Regions from separate parts of the Homo sapiens genome. Here region 2 is linked to region 1. Evidence: chromatin contacts called from ENCODE Hi-C or POLR2A ChIA-PET data. All regions are on one chromosome and are shown on one strand. The core of a region is the stretch at or near the end of the contact, and the rest is flanking DNA. Distances in the headings are between cores, read along the strand shown.

Region 1 (6,811 bases), core at 2,844-5,343:
AAGGGAGATAGTGAATAGACATACATTTATACATTCAGACACACAATCATTTCAAGGATTGATAAGCAGAGATAATACAGGTCTAAGCAATACTTAGCATCTTCTCAACATACTTCCTGCCACTGTCACAAAGGGGGTCCTTTGAATCAGAGATACTTAGGTACAAACAATAAAATCAATTTCCAAAAACATTTAAGGGAAGAGATACCAATCTCAAAGCTTACCATCATTCTTACTGAGATTTTCCAGCTGGGATTAAAAGGTAGGCACAGGCCAGATTACTAGTGAACATATAAGCTGCAGCAAAGGCCCTGGACAAACAAGAGACTTCAGGACACCTCCAGCCAAGTCATTGTGACATCAGAGTCAGTGGCCCCATCGAGAATGATTGCATCACTAGAGCCACCAGAGACACAGTATTAACAGCAAAGATGCAACTTCTGCAGGAGGGATAGATGCCTCAGTGCCACCATGATGCCTACGGTGACCTCACAGAAGTCTTTCAGATCATAAGCAGCCAGCACTTGGAGGGCAGAGCAGCTTTAGCTCCCACTATGTATAACAGTCTTCAAGTTATTTCATGAATAGGCAAAAGTACATCAGATTTAGGTTTTAGGATTTTCTATGCCCCAATACTAACTGCCTATTGAATACACAACTGGGGGCATCAGAGTAAAGACACACCTTAAATCTTACCTTGTCAGTAATGCTTCCTTGGTCACCCTATAAAAACTGGTAATTGCCCCTCCCAAACAGTTCCTATCCCTCTCTTTAGCTCTATTTCTCTCTTTAGCACAAATCTCATTGTATCTAACCTCAATGACTAGTACCCCCCAGAATGTTAAATCTATGAGGGCCCTTTTATTTTTATTTATTTATTTTTTTGAGACAGAGTTTCCATCTTGTTGCCCAGGCACAATCTCGGCTCACTGTGACCTCTGCCTCCCAAGTTCAAGCAATTCTCCTGCCTCAGTCTCCCAAGTAGCTGGGATTACAGGTGCCCGCCACCATGCCTGGCTAATTTTTAGTATTCTGTAGAGACAGGGTTTCACCATGTTGGCCAGGCTGGTCTCGAACTCCTGATCTCAGGTGATCCACCCACCTCGGCCTCCCAAAGTGCTGGGATTACAGGTATGAGCCACCGCAGGCGGCCGAGGGCACTTTTTAAAATAACGTATTTTGGACACTGCTTTGTCCCCAGAACCCAGACCAGTGGCAATAATAGGTGTTCAATAAATATATTCTTTGCACTTATGAATGAAATCATGAACAAATTATCAAACGATACCTAGATATGGTTATGTTGTTTATTTCCTTGTCACCCAAGAAAGGAAGTCAAGAATGGATGTCACCCTTTAGAAGAAATTAGAAATCATGACCTAAATGTTCATCAACCACTTCCTTAGAATAAAGGATACTAGAGAATAGAAATCACAAATAAATAAGAGTCTAGAGTGAAAAGTAAAATTCATTTTTATCAATTTTATGGTACGTTACTAAGCACAGCCAGTAATAAACAAATACTGAGTAGAGCATGAATAAATCTTCAACTGTAGCATGTGAGCTGTTTGGTTACCACAGTTCCCCAGAACTTCTTCCCTTCTTTCTCAGGATCTACTTCTCTTCATGCTTTGACGTTAGGCAAAGATTCACATCCCAAAGAGAATAACAGAGCCTAAAACTATCACATATCAAATAGAAACCATCAAGATGCCCAATAATTTAACTCAACAGCTTCCAAAACAGTGTCCAGGAATTGCAGTAAACTGCAATTTTCTTATTTCATCTATATACTCTATACTATGTTGTAATAAAAGCAGCAGAAAGGAAACAGTGCTATACTGTTTCCCTGGCTGGGTGGTATCACAAAGGACTCCACTCCAGCTGATTTAGCCTTTGGTAATGACCATTAATTTTGAAGGTTTGCTGTCAGAAGAACACAACAGAAGGACAGAAAGCAATCAAGAGAAATGGGTAAGTAAGAAGGGGAAGGCAAAGTTCATGGAAAATTGAATATTTCACCTAAAAGAACTGCAGGGTTGCCCAAAACACCCAAATGACTAACTCCCTCTGGTCGCTGCATATGACGCCCTTCCCAGTCTCATTCTGCAAAGTTATAATTTGCAAAATTTCAGGTGTTATTATGCCAAGTTGAGAACTGAAATGGAGACCATTAGGGGACTTACCCAAAGTCTCGCCATTAGTAATTAGCAGAAGTAGGACAAAAACAAAAGTCTGAACCTGATCCAAAGCTGTTTCCACTGGTATTTCACACATTCCGTGTGGGCTGAAATTAGCAGGCTATTTTCAATTTCATTAGCAAAGTAATTTTAAGAACTTTCCCATCAGACATGTCATAAAATATAGGATTAAGACCTACATAGGTATATTTGATTTCATGCCTCTGGACAATTGTTCACAAAATTTTATTATTATTCATACTTGTATAAAAAAACTTTGCACCACACAGATCTAATATAAGAATATTAATTTATACACCTTACATGTGTACAGCTATGCTAATACATTAGGATACATACAGCATATGTAAAAATAGAATTTTGTTCTTTCTTTCCAATGAATCATCTTACACTTAAAGGTAAATGCCCTCCACTTTGGGGACCACCACTAAATTAACATTCTACCTAAAAACTTTACATATATTAAAAAAAACCAGATTTACATGCAACAGAATTTGATAACTAAGACAGTGAAAAAATATTAATACAGAAATTTACCCAAAGTAAAGGTAGGCAGCTGCACTTGAAAAATGGCTAGATTTCCATGTTTGGGCAAATAAAATGGAAAGCCATATTGGAAAAATGGTCTGACAGTTCCTCAAATACTAAATATACAGTTACCATTTAATCTAATAATTCTACTCCTGGATATATATACCCAAGAGAAATGAGAACACACATTCACACAAAAACTTGTGCCCGAATATTTCTAGCAGCACTATTCATAATAGCCAAAAAGTGGAAACAAATGAAATGACCATCAATTGATGAATTAACAAAGTGTGCTATATCCGTACAATGAAATGTTATTCAACCATCATTAGAAATGAAGTACTAATTTATGCTCTGACATGGATGAGCACTGAAATGACTATGCTAAGTGAAAAAAGCCAGAAACAAAAGACATTTCATATATATATATATATAAAATGTCCAGAATAGGCAAATCCATTGAAATAGAAAGGAGATTCGTGGTTGCTTAGGGTGGTGGGATGGGAACAGCTAAAGGGTACCAGGTTTCTTTTTGAGGTGATGAAAATGTTATAAAATCAACTGTGGTAATGATGGCATATATTTGTGAATACACTGAAAATCACTGACTTGTACACTTTTTTTCCTTTTCTTTTTTCGGTTTTCGAGACGGAGTTTCGCTCTTGTTGCCCAGGCTGGAGCGTAATGGTGCGATCTCGGCTCACTGCAACCTCTGCCTCCTGGGTTCAAGTGATTCTTCTGCCTCAGCCTCCAGAGTAGCTGGGATTACAGGCATGCGCCACCACGCCCGGCAATTTTTGTATTTTTAGTAGAGACAGGGTTTCTCCATGTTTGTCAGGCTGGTCTCGAACTCCTGACCTCAGGTGATCTGCCCGCCTCGGCCTCTGTTGCTCAGGCTAGAGTGCAGTGGCATGATCATGGCTCACTGCAGCCTTGACCTCCCGGGCTCTAGTGATCCTATTGTCTCAGCCTTTAGAGCAGCTAGGACCACAGGTGTGCCACCATATCTGGCCAATTTTTTATTTTTGTAGAGGAAAGACCTCACTATGTTGCTCAGGTTGGTCTCAAACTCCTGGCCTCAAGCAATCCTCCCAGTTCAGCCTCCCAAAGTGCTGGGATTATAGGCAAGAGCCACCATGCCTGGCTAGACTTGTACACTTTAAATCAGTGAAGCATTTGGCATGTAAATTCTATCTCAATCTCAGTAACAGTATTTTTTAAAAAATAAGAATAGGAAATGCTCATCTCCCTTCAAAAAGATCTAGAACTAAAGGGAGCTGTATTTCATGGGCTACAGGGATCAAAAGAGCACAAGCTACACACCAGGCTGTGAACAAAAATACTGAAAGGATAGGAGAAAGTTAAAAGGAGAAGTAGAGAGTAGATACGGGAAATACTGAATAAATGTGTCAAAAATAGGTAAGGAGAAGAAAGAGGAAGTAAAAGTGAAATTGTCATGATAGAACTATCTAGAAAAGGAAAAGAAAAAAAAAAATCAAGGGCTGGTAAAGACAACAGATGACCACTAGCAATTGAGCACCTACTGTCAGACCCTACCCTAAGGAATCCAGACATCCAAGATTATCTTCTTTTTTGAGACAAAGTTTCGCTCTTGTCACCGAGGCTGGAGTGCAGTGGCATGATCTCAGTTCACTGCAACCTCTGCCTCCCAGGTTCAGGCGATTCTCCTTGCCTTAACCTCCCAAGTAGCTGGGATTACAGGCGCCCACCACCATGCCCGGCTAATTTTTTTTGTATTTTTAGTAGAGACTGGGTTTCGCTATGTTGGCCAGGCTAGTCTCGATCTCCTGACCTAGTGATCCACCCGCCTCAGCCTCCCAAAGTGCTGGGATTACAGGCATGAGCCACCGCGCCTGGCCTATCCATGCTTATCTTTCAACCAGTGCTGCAAGAAGGCTCTAAGGCCAAGATTTACAGATGATAAACAAGGTAAAAAAAGTTAAGTATTGTGGTTATGTTTTAAGTGCCTATTTTTTAGAAATATATATACAGAAGTATTTAGAAATAACTGATAGAATGTCAGTGGGGACGATAAATAGAAATAATTGGTAGAATTTCTTAAATTTGCTTTAAAATAATGCCAGTGGGCAACATGGATGAAGCACAACTGGCCATGTTGATAACTGCCGAAGCTGGGAGAAGGGAGAAGGTTGTTCATTGTACTATTCTATGTTTAAGTTTGAAATTTTCCATTAAAAAATTCCCGTTTAAGTTTTCTAAAAACCTTCAATTTGCTACATCTGTCCAGGAGTCCCTAGGTTGCCTATCTGACCTCCTTATCTGCTACCTGGACACCTCTATGCCCCTCTACCCATACTCTCTTGTGGATCTTTATTCAAATGAAGACCTTACCCATCACCTTCAAACTGAGACCTTTCCCATCACCTATGACAAAACCACATCTCTACAGATAACCACTCTCTCCATGTACTGCCCCATAGCCTTCTCTACAGCATTCATCTTCTGACACCTTCCTCCTCATCAATTCATAACTAATGCTTATATGACATTTACTTTGTGCCTGGCACAGTTCCAAATTTTCTACACACACACACACATCATTTCCTTATGCCTTGATTAGGTCAGAATCCTTCATGGTGCTTCAGATTATTAGCAACCTAGCCCAGCCCCCAACAAAAATGAACTCTCTTGGTTTCTACACAGCAACATCCAAAGGGCAGCTGGAGGATGGGGGTAGGGTGAAGACTATTAAAGCTATCTTGATTAAGAAACAGTCAGTATATGAGCCAAACCCACAAGTCCAGGTGGCACTGTTTGGAAAAACAGAAAGCAAGAAAACTATCATCTGTAATTTCACAGTATAATAGACGACACATGGAGTGAATAATGAATTGTTTCTGCTATACTAAGACACATAGCCAGCCTACTTGAGGAGCTATTTTCAAATGACCAAGACCCAGGAGGCCCAGGCTAAACTAATTTAGCCCTAATTCTACAAGCACAGCGGTGAACAGAAGATCTTTAAATCTTGTGGACTCAAATATCTCTTCAGAATATTAATATTCACACAGCATGCAGCAGACTGCCTATACCTTGGCAATGCTAATGACATTGACATGTCTACCTCCCTGAGCCCAGATCACCATAAAACCAAGCCTAAACTAAAAGTGAGCAACCAAAAAACCCCCAGATTTTTATATAAGTCATGGGACGAATAAAATGATTTAACAATTGAGCCATATTTTTAAAAATACTTGCAAAATATGCATATAGATAAGTGCTAGTCCCTTCACTTAACAAACTTAAAAGTCCCATGCCAAAAACTTCTAAGAATCATTTCCAAGTAAATACAGAGAGAATAGGGAAGTGCCCTAAACATATTTTTGGAATTCAGTTCTTTTCTGATCAACTCTAGCTTGTCGGAATAAAAGAACGTAAAAAAGTATAAGAAGAATACATTTCTTTATAAGAATAATACAATACCTTTGAATACAATTCTTCTTATACTTACTCTATAATTGTACTTACTCTACAGTTTTCTGCAAACGTACTTACTCTACAATTTTCATCATCTAAAATCAACCAGCAAACAGTACCTGCTTACTGTGGGTGCTTTTCAACGTTACCTGTTAAAAAAAAACGTTGAGGTCTAATTTACATTTACTTCTTTTAATAAATATAAAGCTAAGGATCATTGGAATGAATGCATTTTTGAACAATTTTTCAACATAATTGTTGGAAAAATCACATTAAGTGTATAGTTTATTCTAACTTCTATTCATTTTCCAGCCTACTGATGACAAAAAGGCTTGAATCTGAAACTTTTCTTTCTACACTCTGAGAAGTATTTTACCTTTACGGAGCAGACTTTGGGCTCAGTAGAAACAAAGGATTCATTCAATGTAGAATTATTATCATCATTTTACGGGTTAGAAAAGGAAGTAAAGTGATGACCACATAGCCACTCAGCAGCATGCTCAAGTCCAAACCCTGGAACCTTGTCCATAGCCCCTAGTCTCACCATCCATGTTGCCTCCGTGTGTGGGATAAAAGACAATGCAAAAGTTAAAACACTCGCACACACAGGACCCAATTAA
Region 2 (6,863 bases), core at 3,825-6,324, 1.9 Mb after region 1:
AACAACACTAGTAGTAGAAAAACTAGTCTCTCAAAAATATGTTGAAGGGAACAGAAGAAGACTTAAAGCAATTTAACAATATCAGGATAATCACTTTTAACTTTTATCCTTAATGATGGAAACAATGCGTTATTTTCAAAATTCATCTTCAATCTTTCATCAGTAGCCAGTTTCAAAAACTGTCACTCAAGTTATCTTTCAATGAAATAAACGGATTTTGGATCCATGAATTTCTTGCATGTGGAGCTTGTTTTGATAGAAAATACTCAGATATTTTATCAAATTTATAATTAGTTTTTTAATATTTTGTATATAAATGTCCTTTAAGTTTGATGGCTTTATTGTTTCATTAGTCTGTAATGATTTTAGCACTTCACTATGAGTTATGGCTACAAACTCAATAACAAGGGATTATACTTCTGAGTAAAATTAGTACAAACTCCTATTTGTTTAATTCTTTGGAATTACTTCTCTGATCATTATTTAGTTTACTACTGTGATTACTAACACATTACTGATGTGTGTCTTGTATTGGCAAAATTGGACAGTAAGGATTGTTTTGCCATCTATAATTTAGGGTTAAAAACAAATGACACAAATTTTACTCCCCTAATTTAGCTAAGAATTTACAAAAAATAGGCTTGATTAAAAATGAAAATGATTGTAAAAATAACAAGTTATATAAGTAAATAAATATTTACATTTTCATAGATTTTTACTCTTGGGTTGCAGGTGACAAACCTTGAAATTTTACTCATTGTAATATCGTACTATTGCATATGACAGGGACACAACCATGCCACCTGCAACTCAAGAACCAGGTTGAAGAATACCTGAACTGTTTAACAAGCAATGTCCAATGATCATGCACTCGGATATTCCTGAAATGTCAAATTGATATAAACACTGCTAAGCACTTATCCTTTTAATTTCTGTACTTATTTCCTTGTGGACTAAACACAAACAGTTCGCAGACTGTCACTGGTCCAAGAACTACACTTTGAGTAGCATTACTCTAGGGAGCACTTGCATTGAAGGGACCGGCAGAAAGAGAACTAATGAAGGAATTTGTGAAGTAACAAGGGAGGAGAACAAGGAGACCATAGATTTGTGGAAGACTAGGGAATTTTTAAGAGGAAGTGGTTAACTATATTGACTGCAAGAAAGGTCAAGTAGGTTGAGGACCAAAAGAAGCCATGGGATTGACAACTATCATCAGTGACATTTGAAAGAGTGATTTCAGAAGGGGGCTCTTGGTGGTAGTGAAAGAAAGCCAGGGGCCAGCAGGCTGAGAAATTGGGGAAGCAGAGAGAACCAATGGGGACTACCCTTCTAAGAAGCTAGATGGTTAAGAAATGGAAATAGTGTGGTAGCTTGGGGGTATAAAAACTTTGAAGGAAGGCTTTTTAGAACGATGAAGACTTTTTAGACCCTTCCCCAAATTTTAATATCACTGAAGGAGTCTCAAACTGAAGAGAGTTCCCTCTCTAGATAGAAAATCTAAGAAATACATATATTTTTTGTAGGAGTCTTACAGCAATCTTCTTAAAATTACCAAGCAGGTTGGAAGAGATCCATGAATTTCAAGAAGTTCAGGGGGAATTTTTTTAAGACTCTGCTGAAATATATATATATATATATATATATATATATATATATATTTTTTGAGATGGGGTCTTGCTCTTGTCGCCTAGGCTGGAGTGCAGTGGCATGATCTCAGCTCACTGCAACCTCTGCCTCCTGGGTTCAAGTGATTCTCCTGCCTCAGCCTCCAGAGTAGCTGGGATTACAGGCACCTGCCACCACACTCAGCTAATTTCGTATTTTTGGTAGAGATGTGGTTTCACCATGTTTGCCAGCCTGGTCTCAAACTCCTGACCTCAGGTGATCCACCCGCCTTGGCCTCCCAAACTGCTGGGATTACAGGCGTGAGCCACCGTACCTGGTCTAGACTCTGCCGAAATTCTAATACTTCTTTGGTAATGCAACAGAAAACTAAAGATTTTGATGGTGAACTCAATTGCTTCTGAGTTGTGTGGATGAAAATATATTTTATTATTTTTTCCTTCAACTTTTAAGCTCCCAGGTATATGTGTAGGATGTGCAGGTTTGTTACACAGGTAAATGTGTGCTATGGTGGTGTGCTGCACAGATCAACCCATCACCATGGTATTAAGCCCAGCATCCATTAGCTCTCCTGATGCTCTCCCTCTCCCCACCCTTCCCCGCTACAGGCCCCAGTGTGTGTTGTTCCCCTTCCTGGGTCTATTTTATGGTATGTATGTGTGTATGTGTGTGTGTGTGTGTGTGTGTGTGTGTGTGTGTGTATCTATTTATGTGTATATATTATGATATATACACCACACTTTTTTCAAACTATTATTTTAGGTTTAGGGATACATGTGCAAGTTTGTTATATAGGTAAACTGTGTGTCTCTGGGGTTTGGTGTGTACAGATTTTTTCACCACCCAGGTAACAAGTGTAGTACCTGATAGGTAGTTTTTTGATCTTCTGTCCTCTCACCCTACACCCTCAAGTAATCCCCCAGTGTGTGTTGTTCCCCTCTTCATGTCCATGTGTTCTCATTGTTTAGCTCCCACTTATAAGTGAGAACATGCAGTGTTTGGTTTTCTGTTCCTGCGTTAGTTTGCTGAGGATAAAGGCTTCTGGCTCCATCCATGTTCCTGCAAAGGACATGATCTCATTCCTTTTTATGGCTGCAGGAAAATATATTTTACATACTAGTGAACATAGTTAAATTAATCCATGGTCAAGACATATATTCTTTTGTAAATTGAGAAATCTCTTTATCATAATTGTAATATGGTAATAAATAAATCTAGATTACATAAATGTAATCTAGATGTTGATAAACTGGTTTTAAATAAAGCAAGTGATATCTACGTATGAAGAGAGTTTACTTCAGTTCCTAGAACTTTCCTTCACTTTCCTGCCATCCCTACTTTTAGTAAGCAAGCATTTACTGTGTGTGTAACACTGTGCTAGGTACTAAGGCAATGATGATACCCAAGATTTGGTCTCTATCCTGAAGATAAGCACAGGAGAAACATTATCAGTCATGATGCTTTCTGTTGCAAACAAGTGAAAACCTCAGCTCAGCTTAGGTCAGCTCCAGGGCTGGCCAAATCAGAGGCTCATTTATAACACTGAGGATCCAGATTCTTTTGAAATTCCTCCTGCACCAATATCAGCATTTCTACCTTCTCTGTAGGTTGGCTTGCCTCACGTTACAATGGCTGCAGCAATCAGAAGTGTCACATCCTCAGTAATACTTAATATTATTACTATTATTTAATAATATTTAGAACTGTGCCATCCCTGTTTCAATTTATCAGGCTCCCAGCAGACTACTCCTTATCTTTCAAATGTCAAAACTGCATCCTGAGCTCTTGCCTAAACTAATCTGGGGTGAGGTGAATGGAAGTAGCACTTTAATTGTATTCATTCTTTGTAGCTGGACCTGGGCCTGGGCCCTATCTCCTGACATTTGCCCACAAGAAAGATTTCTGAAGTTAGGTAGGACTGGCTGTTGAGTAGGCCAGTGCTTGCCAAACCTTTACACATCCTCACATATGTCATAATATGCAGATAAAAAGATAATCCCTTATACAACTTGCTGGGATAAACTCAGGAGGCTTACAGCCATGACCTGCTTGAAGGTTCTTCCTGCCTTAGACCTTGCTCAGCTGCTCCAGGATGAGGGGATTTACATCACAGCACAACTGTATTTTATTCACAGCATAAACCATCTCTTTCCTTCTCAGTTGACGAGTTCAGATGGGCAATAACAGTGTCTGCCAAAGAGAAAAAAAAATGTATTCAAACTAGATAATCTATTGGTACAAATACCGAGACACAGAAGTGATAACAGCTTTAAGCCAATGTTTGATGGTGGTAGTCCCAGCAAGCTCTTTTCTGATGTCTTTGTGCCTTTGCACATGCTCCTTCTCTGTCACTGTTTTCTTCATCAAACATAATATAATGGACAAGTGGAATCAAATAGAATTGAGTTCAAATTCTCTGCTACCCATCGGCCCTGGTATTGGACAAATTAACTCCTCTGAGCCTGTTTCCTCATCTGCAACGTAGACTAGCTAATACTACCCATTGGAAAGCGTTGTTTCTTAGCTAATGCATGCAAGGCTTAAAACCTAGATGACGGGTTGATAGGTGCAGCAAACCTCCATGGCATACGTATGCCTATGTAACAAACCTACACGTTCTGCACTTGTATCCCGGAACTTAAAGTAAAAAAAAAAAAAAAAAAAGAAAAGAAAGAAAGAAAAAGAAAAAAAAGGCTGTTTCTGGGGATTAAATAAGACAATTATGTAAGGTGGCCAGCACAGTTCCTGGTACATAGTAAATGTCAGGCCTGCCTGACAGACTTCTATTCAGCAGCTACTGCTCCCCTGAAAATCTTCCTCAGACGTTTCCACGGTGCTTCCCGTTCTTACACCACTACAATCCTTTATTACACTACTATCCGTTCATTCCCCACAGCTCCCTCCCTTCCTTTCCCTAACCAGTGATCCCAAAAGGCCAGCAAGTGTCTAACATTTTCTATCTTCTAAGTGACTGGTAAAGTTCCGCACCTATCAGCGCTCCAAGTTTGTTTTTGTTTTGGCCGACTTTGCAAAACGGATTGGGCGGGATGAGAGGTGGGGGGCGCCGCCCAAGGAGGGAGAGTGGCGCTCCCGCCGAGGGTGCACTAGCCAGATATTCCCTGCGGGGCCCGAGAGTCTTCCCTATCAGACCCCGGGATAGGGATGAGGCCCACAGTCACCCACCAGACTCTTTGTATAGCCCCGTTAAGTGCACCCCGGCCTGGAGGGGGTGGTTCTGGGTAGAAGCACGTCCGGGCCGCGCCGGATGCCTCCTGGAAGGCGCCTGGACCCACGCCAGGTTTCCCAGTTTAATTCCTCATGACTTAGCGTCCCAGCCCGCGCACCGACCAGCGCCCCAGTTCCCCACAGACGCCGGCGGGCCCGGGAGCCTCGCGGACGTGACGCCGCGGGCGGAAGTGACGTTTTCCCGCGGTTGGACGCGGCGCTCAGTTGCCGGGCGGGGGAGGGCGCGTCCGGTTTTTCTCAGGGGACGTTGAAATTATTTTTGTAACGGGAGTCGGGAGAGGACGGGGCGTGCCCCGACGTGCGCGCGCGTCGTCCTCCCCGGCGCTCCTCCACAGCTCGCTGGCTCCCGCCGCGGAAAGGCGTCATGCCGCCCAAAACCCCCCGAAAAACGGCCGCCACCGCCGCCGCTGCCGCCGCGGAACCCCCGGCACCGCCGCCGCCGCCCCCTCCTGAGGAGGACCCAGAGCAGGACAGCGGCCCGGAGGACCTGCCTCTCGTCAGGTGAGCGAGCAGAGCCGCCGTCGCCTCACGCGGGAAGGGCGCCCCGGGTGTGCGTAGGGCGGGCGCCAAGGCGGCTCGGCGGGGATCCGTCCTCGCCAGGGGCCGGGTCCCGGCGGGAGGAGGCGCCCTCCCTGCCCCCCGCCACGGCGGAGCGTCTGCAGAATGGTGACAGGATTCTGGGTTCTTGGGCGAGGGGTCTCGGCTTCAACTTGACAGGTGTCGGGCGGGTGGGGCTAGGGTCCTGAGCGAAGTGACAGGTGCAGTTCCCTCTTGTGAGGCTCGGAGGCAGAGGGTCGTTGCGAGCGTCCATCAGACGCAAAAAATGAAAAATAAAAATACAAAAATGGTGTCTGTGGGAGAGTTTTTCACCGGAGAATTGGAGTACTCCGGTGGTCGTCTGACTTTCTGTTTTGGTTCACGCGATGCAACAGTTGGGAAGTATTTTCTTCCGGGCGTGCACTGCATCTGAAGTCCATTTGTGGGAGAGGCCGACCAGAAAGCCTTGGACAAGAAGCGCAGGGTCCTGAGTGTCCATTGCCCACAGGATACTCGGCTCAGGAGCTTTGCGGCGTTTCCTTAGAACAATAATGCATCGAGGCCTTGGGGACTCAAAGCCATCTGTAGTGATTGATGGAGCGTAACTCTTTAGAGGAACTGAAACATGGGCAAAACTTTCATGAGACATTTACCAGAAGTGCTTGAAAGTTTCTAAACTTTTTTTTTTCCTGTTTGATGAACTCTTCTTGCGTGTTAGTCGGCTTCGGCTTGTCTCATTATTTCTTCCATTTTGCCTTTTGACTTTGAACCAGCAAGGATCTTGGTGTCCCCTCTTTTTGCCTTTGTTTTTGGCACAAAATTAGTGGTTCTGTGCGCAAATGGAAATTTTCGTTTTCCCTTATTAAGTGGAATCTAAATTTAAGCAAGTCCATACGAATGCACTAGATCTTGAAGGGAAGTATTTATTGTATTACAACATCTTACTTTTCTTGATTTTTCTACTTTATGGTTAAATAGCTATGATTGAAAGAGTGTAATTGTCATTATTGTCAGCACTGGTTCTACTTTGAGACAAGTTCATTGCAGAGGGAATGGGACTTGTTTCTGTTTTTCACTATTTTCTCTCCCATTCTTGTCTATCACCAAATCCTTTCACCCTCACCCATTTCTTTCCACTCGGTATACACTAACAATTCACGGCAGAAAAGATTGAAGTGGGATTTAGGAAATGGCCCCTGGAAGGCTATTAAAAATTTATATATTTAAATGGACTGTCTTATAGGTCAGTTAAAAACCATATTCGTTAAAAAACCAAAATAACAACAACAAAAAATTAAAAACCACGTCTGGGGCATGTTCTGGGAAAAGACATGGCTTTAGTTTCTGATTAAATTCTGATGTATCCAATTCTTGCAAATTTCCCTTGGGAAAATGCAGTAATGGCTACTCTAAAGAATTCCATGTTATGCACACAGCTTTGGAAGCATACTCTA

What was found. Hi-C counts contacts between places; a loop is a spot of excess contacts on that map. ChIA-PET counts read pairs that join two places held with the same protein, here RNA polymerase II (POLR2A). Pooled maps may share reads with other maps.
Region 2: a loop to region 1 is called in a pooled map, with 3 times the contacts of the local background. The contact joins the promoter of RB1 here to the enhancer-like site in region 1. A Hi-C loop is called at or near these places in 1 of 37 single-sample maps with no recorded cell type and 2 of 50 pooled maps. POLR2A ChIA-PET finds 5 or more read pairs at or near these places in 1 of 52 experiments (activated T-cell).

Annotation. Positions count from the first base shown.
Region 1 is chr13:46,378,223-46,385,033 of GRCh38, forward strand. All of the region lies in intron 1 of RUBCNL (rubicon like autophagy enhancer), which reads right to left. Among named protein-coding and RNA genes, the nearest start is that of RUBCNL, 5.6 kb to the right of the region's middle. RefSeq lists enhancers at 494-573, 4,206-4,255. Within about 2 kb of position 4,094, at least 4 of the 41 ENCODE cell types and tissues checked have a DNase peak (open chromatin) inside an H3K27ac peak, as active enhancers do.
Region 2 is chr13:48,298,677-48,305,539 of GRCh38, forward strand. It overlaps RB1 (RB transcriptional corepressor 1), which reads left to right and starts at 5,075. Exons shown (of 27, transcript NM_000321.3): 1 at 5,075-5,373. The coding sequence starts at 5,237. It overlaps RB1-DT (RB1 divergent transcript), which reads right to left and starts at 5,026. Exons shown (of 3, transcript NR_046414.2): 1 at 4,615-5,026; 2 at 3,663-3,816. RefSeq lists enhancers at 4,203-4,928, 4,929-5,652, 5,727-5,776, 6,017-6,086 and a silencer at 5,227-5,516.